Linked DNA regions of Homo sapiens: region 2 is linked to region 1. Evidence: read pairs that join two places in POLR2A ChIA-PET (ENCODE). Cell type or tissue: PC-9. All regions are shown on one strand. Each heading gives the region's core, and the rest is flanking DNA. Links, peaks and the distances in the headings are about the cores only. Region 1 has its middle 34 kb from the start of EDN1. Region 2 has its middle 130 kb from the start of EDN1.

Region 1 (2,923 bases), core at 269-2,768:
TGAAAGAGTGAGTGAATGATTCAGTGAATCAGTTGAAGATGCCACCTGCTCTCTGGCAGGCCTCATCTATGAAGCCTTTTCCTGAGCACTCCACTACTTGTCAAAAAACTAGAGCATTTGAAATATGTGCCACATGGTCCCATGAGTTAATATACTCATATTTTGCTCTTTGAAATTAACTAGTTGAAGTATCTCCTCACTTAGTTTGGGTGTGCTTTCAAAACTATCCATTTGTTTCTACATTTGTTACTGGCCAGCTACCATGAGGCATATTGTTGAGCCCTGAGATAATATATTGACTACAGCATGGACTTTGCCTTTGAAAAACTTCTTTCCTGGGGCATGCTTAAAAAAATGTGTATACCTTGAATTATTAAATACGGATCAATGTTTGTGATTATGGTTATTCTGAAAGCATAGCCTTAAACACTGTTTGAAATTTGGAAAAGGAAAAAGATAGACAAGCAAGTCTGCTATAATCTTGATTAATAAATTTCGATCATGTACTGAAACTCAGTATTTTTAATTTTACCAATTATCAACAGAAATGTATAGTTTCCAGAATCATTTTGGGGACAAGATGCAAATCTTAACAAACAATTTACTCCGAAAGAAATGGACTATGAGTTAGGCTGATGTGAGTTGTTGGCTTTTATTTCTGCCCTAGTTATCTGATGCAGATATCCTAGTGGATGATTTATTATGATGCTTGAGTCCTGAGGCTCTTACACTAAGGGTTGAATAATTAGTGAGGAAATGTTTTTCAAATATATTCTGATTCAGACAATTTAACTATGTGTGTCTTTGTGGGCATATATATTTGTGCTCTGAGTTGTATGAGAAAGTTCCAGCACTTTTCCCTTTTCTCTAAAAAGCTTTTTAGACAAATTAATATTGAAAACCACAAAAATGGATGAAATGTATTTTCTTCATCTTTTCACTAATCTTTCTAACATAGGATTATGTTAGAATAATCACCCCCCTTTTTTCTCCATCAGGTTTTTCCCCTGGCTTCATGAGATTTAGAACTCTTTCTTAAGATTACTATAGTGTTAAGAGTTCTGGTTGAGCTGGGCGCGGTGGCTCACGCCTGTAATCCCAGCACTTTGGGAGGCCGAGGCGGGCGGATCACGAGGTCAGGAGATAGAGACCATCCTGGCTAACACGGTGAAACCCCGTCTCTACTAATAATACAACAAAATTAGCGGGGCGTGGTGGCGGGCACCTGCAGTCCCAGCTACTCGGGAGGCTGAGGCAGGAGAATGGCGTGAACGCAGGAGGCGGAGCTTGCAGTGAGCCGAGATAGCGCCACTGCACTCCAGCCTGGGTGACAGAGCGAGACTCTGCCTCAAAAAAAAAAAAAAAAAAAAAAAAGAAAGAGTTCTGGTTGAGGGGAAAGGTGAATATTCAGAGCACAGGCCTGTTCCCATCAAGCACATCCTGCAGTAATAGCCCAGCTAGCTTCATCTGCTACAGTGATGCTCCTCCTATTTGCCTCTGATTTAGGTTTCTGTGAGTGAGGTCCTCTTAGTGACCATATAAGTCAAAGAGGAAAAACTCGATATCCGGTGAAGTCAGTTTGTGCAAGTACAACAAAGTGAAGACACACAGTGCCTAGTGTCTGGTTTCTCTGGAGCTCAGGAACTAGGTGTGTCCCAGCTGTGACTCATGAACATGGCATTTGTTACGTTAACCTAAGGAGACTACAGACTTTATTTGCTGTCCTTGTAGCACCTTTTGTCAGCAGAAAACCCAGACTGGCAAACAGAACTGTATGATTCTGAGTTTGAAGGAGGCAATCTCTAAATCAAAAGGCCAGAACCTATGTTCATCGTGGTGTACCTGCTCTGTTGTAAAACAAGGAGGAATAATTTTCTGTTTATTACTCATAAGACCTGGACTTAGGGATGCTGAGCTCATCAATAGAGAATGAAGCCCAAATCAATAATTATCTTCTATTGCAAAGTATTATTTCCTCCATACTGGTCTTTCTCTGGTGAAGGATTCAGTGAGTATTTGCGCTTTGAGCTGTTACTATATAATTATCACACAGATAAGGTCAGTAGGTAAAAGCTGAGCACTTCAAATAACTAACTGAGGCTTCATCTCTCTCCTTTGTGCCTCCAACAAAGGATGTGGTTAGGAAATACAGGGAAGGAACCCCTCCCCACAGGCTGGTAGGTTATCTCATTGCTTTGAGGGGGCCCTGCCTTCTGCTGCCTTCTTAGTTTGTATTACCCCTAGGGGCAAGGCCTCTAAAGTGAGTAGGTCTATCACTTTCTGGGTGGTAGGAGTCCTGCCAGCTCATGGTGGGAGACTCACAGATGAGGAGGGACCTTGTCAACACCCTGGGGGTGGAACAAGACCTCACTCATTAAGCCTTTGTTTCAGAAGCTAAGCATCTAATTAGGATTTTTCTGGTGGAATTACAAGCATTTCTTTTTTAAGTGGTTTAAGACAAAGGACTGGGAATGGGGTAACAATATGACAATTTTTAAACATATAGTAGCTGCTGAGACTCAGAAGAGAGGAATAGACTCCCAGCAGGAAGAATTACTAAGCCCTGGATGTTAAGACTAAAGAAAATTGTGAGATTTTATTCCCTGGCTGTCTTAAAAAATATGATGCGTCATTATTTCTCTGCCATTTGCAAAATAAAGCCAGCCTGAAGGAAACGCACAAGGGATGGTTTCTTCATTCACTCAGAAGACACCTGCCGTGAGACAGGCAGTGTGCAAGATTGGTCTGGGGAATGCAAAGATAAATTGGATCCAGCCCTTACCCCTCACATGGCTTCTATTCTACCTACCAGGGAATCCAGTGACCATTTATTGAGGTTCCTTGGTATTATTTAAAAAAATACGTGGTAATATCAACAAACCCGAATTTAATGCTTGGCATTATATATGTCAAGATGAAGCTA
Region 2 (2,923 bases), core at 296-2,795, 93 kb after region 1:
AATATGAACATACTGCTGTGACCAAAAGGAGCACTCAGAAAACAAAAGTATCCTTGAAAAATAAAATATGATGATTAAATTTTTGAAAATTAAGAGAAGGACTGGAAAAAACAGGAAGATAGAAATGTGCAAAATTTAAAAAATGATGAGAATTGAAAGATGAATTCAGTAAATCCAACACCTGTTTAGTAAACATTTCAAAAGTGAGAAGAGAGACAATGAGGGGAAGAAATAATCTAAGAAGTAGAAGTTGTAATAGTATCAAAGTCTTCAGAGTAAATACCGAGTTGGATAAATGAAAAAGAAAAGCTGAATGCTGACAAATCAACTTTACTTAGAAATGTGGCAATAAACAACAGATCTAAACACAAAAAGGTCAAAAATAGTTATCTCCTGGGAATGGGACTGGAGATCAGAGAAACTGATGGAAGACTTCCTTTTTACTTAGATATATTCTAAAATGTATGACATTTTAAAAAAATGATGACTAATTCTGGAGAAAAGTTTTACAGAGATGTAATACTTAAGTTGCATTTTAATGGATAGTTAAGCTTTTTCCCCCTTGGGCATAAAAAAGGGTGGTTATTCTAAGCAGAGGGATTGGGAAGAGGCATGGGCATAGGGCATGGCCTATTTTAGAAATGGCAAAGCATTCTGTAGATTGTAGCATCCACGTGAGGGGAGAAGGGGTAGGAAGGAAATGAGACATCTGAGTGAAGTGGGGGCCTGAGCATAAAGGGTCTTGGAAGCTCTGAAGTTTTTGTACAAGCTTTTTCATTTGAGAGCCTGGGAGATGGGTCTGTATTACCCAAAACAGGGGATACTGGAGGCAAAGTAATCTCAAGAGGACACAATGAAAAAGTAATTCTTCAAATATTTAGAAAGAAGAGTCTGTAAAGTGCATGAATAAGTTCCCTGACTTCTTCAGTATGCAGCATACTGAATATATGACTATTACGCTTGGTAGGGGAACTCAGTAAATATTTGCCGATTACTTTGGCACACTATTACCTTGAAAAGATTCAGTAAGATGATTTATCTGAAAACCTCCACTTGTGCTATGCCTTCTAAAGAAAAGAGCTTTTACAAATTTCAGGTCTCAGTGTGTTTTGTAAAACATTGCCCTCATTCTTATTCAGCCCAGACCATCATTCTTGGCATTCTCAAAAATATATACAGGTCATTTTAACCTTGTATGTGATGGATAAACATTCACATCACAGCAGCCAAAAATAATACCCATTTTGATCCTTGTAAATTCTGGGCCAGTTGATGGGCCCTTCAGACTACTGACAACTTTAGATCTTCTCTCTTCTCTGGAAGGGGAACAAGGGGTGGGCTTGTGTTTTTAACCACCCCATCACCTTTAAGTAGGATATGAGTTTACAGAATGGTTTCCTTTATGTGAAAGGTTCTAGGTTTGCTGAGTTTTTCAGTGTGGAAGGAAAGTTCACAATGTAAAATGGTACTAGAAATGTGTGCTAATTTTTCATGTTTTACAAGGGTAAGAGGCAGAAATATGGATCCTTTTCTTGATTTGTAATTAAAGTAGATTCATGGTCCTACTTTCTTATCTAAATAACTGAGGGGTCAAATGTTAATAAGCAGAGATGCCGAGTATTCCAAATAAGGCAAAATGCTGGTCCAGTTGCACTACAATTATTGATACCTGACTCTTACCGAGGGAACTAGATGTCTTTTGATAGCTGGGCCAGCTGCCATCCAGATTCACACAGAGCAAGAGGTAACTGAGGACATCTCTGGACAGACGTCTATTATCACACCTCTTCAATGACCCAAGATCTACAAGCAAACCTTGTATCATATATCTTTTCTTTCCTTATGAGTTGAATTACATGACCCCCCCTAAAACAAAAAAAAAGATATGTTGAAGTCTTAAGCCCTAGTACCTCAGAATGTGACCTTCTATGGAAATTGGGTCATTGCTGATGTAATTAGTGAAAATGAAGTCATATTGGAATAGGCTGGGCTCTTGATTCAACATGACTGATGTTCTTCTAAGACAGCCATGTGAAGACACAGAAACATGGGGAGAAGCCCAAGCGAAGATGAAGGCAGAGACTGGATGATGCTGTCACAAGCCAAGGAATGCCAGAGGCTAACAGGAGCTGGAAGAGGCAAAGAAGGACCTTCCCCTAGAGGCTTCAGAGAGAGGATATCTGAACAGACATCTTGATTTCACACTTCTAGCCTCCAGAACTGTGGGAGAACAGATTTCTGTGGTTTTAAAGCACCCAGTTTGTGGCACTTTGTTACAATAGCCCTAGGAAACTAATACACCTTTCTTGATCCCTAAATATAGATAAACTGGAATGTAGAATTAACCATTTGGTTAAATTCAGCAATGTCATTATATATTAAAATAATTCTCAATATTTTTCAATATTTTCAATACTTTTATCAATAGTTTTTTTTGCAGATGTTATACTTAAGGGTTACATAATTCTTGCTTTATGGACACAGTAATTTATTTTAGAATTTCTCTGTTCAATATTTAACTTGCTCATATTTCATTATTTTTTCTTTTCTGTTCTTGTATTCTAAATACAGTTAGACTGAATATATTGATATGTTAATATTTGTCCACTTCCTTGACTAGTATTTTAGAATAAGTAAATAGAAATGGAGTTACAGGCTCATAGGACATGACATTTTGAAATATTCCTAGTATATGTTATCAAATTGCTTCCCATGGATGTTGTAGCAATTTGTTGCTTGAACTGACATATTAAAAAGGGTCTTTTCCAGAACTGTATCCTAGCAAGAGGGTAGATCCTAAGTATTCTCACACCACACACACAAATGGTGACTGAGCTGAAAAATACGCTAATTTGCTTGATTGTGGTGGTAGTCACCTCACGATGAATATGTATATAAAAACATCACATCTTACACCTTAAAT

Evidence for each region. ChIA-PET counts read pairs that join two places held together with the same protein. Peaks named below come from ENCODE experiments on the same cell type or tissue, not always from the same donor. Only the 100,000 strongest peaks of a DNase experiment are listed, where the experiment ranks them.
Region 2: POLR2A ChIA-PET joins it to region 1 with 14 read pairs; 3 of 35 experiments call an interaction of 5 or more read pairs at or near these places.

Annotation. Positions count from the first base shown.
Region 1 is chr6:12,322,706-12,325,628 of GRCh38, forward strand. No RefSeq gene overlaps it. Among named protein-coding and RNA genes, the nearest start is that of EDN1, 34 kb to the left of the region's middle. In PC-9, for the core only: no CTCF peak of the experiment used is centred there; DNase peaks (open chromatin) are centred at 1,596 and 2,156; H3K4me3 peaks cover 1,511 bases; H3K27ac peaks cover 2,500 bases.
Region 2 is chr6:12,415,217-12,418,139 of GRCh38, forward strand. No RefSeq gene overlaps it. Among named protein-coding and RNA genes, the nearest start is that of EDN1, 130 kb to the left of the region's middle. In PC-9, for the core only: no CTCF peak of the experiment used is centred there; no DNase peak of the experiment used is centred there.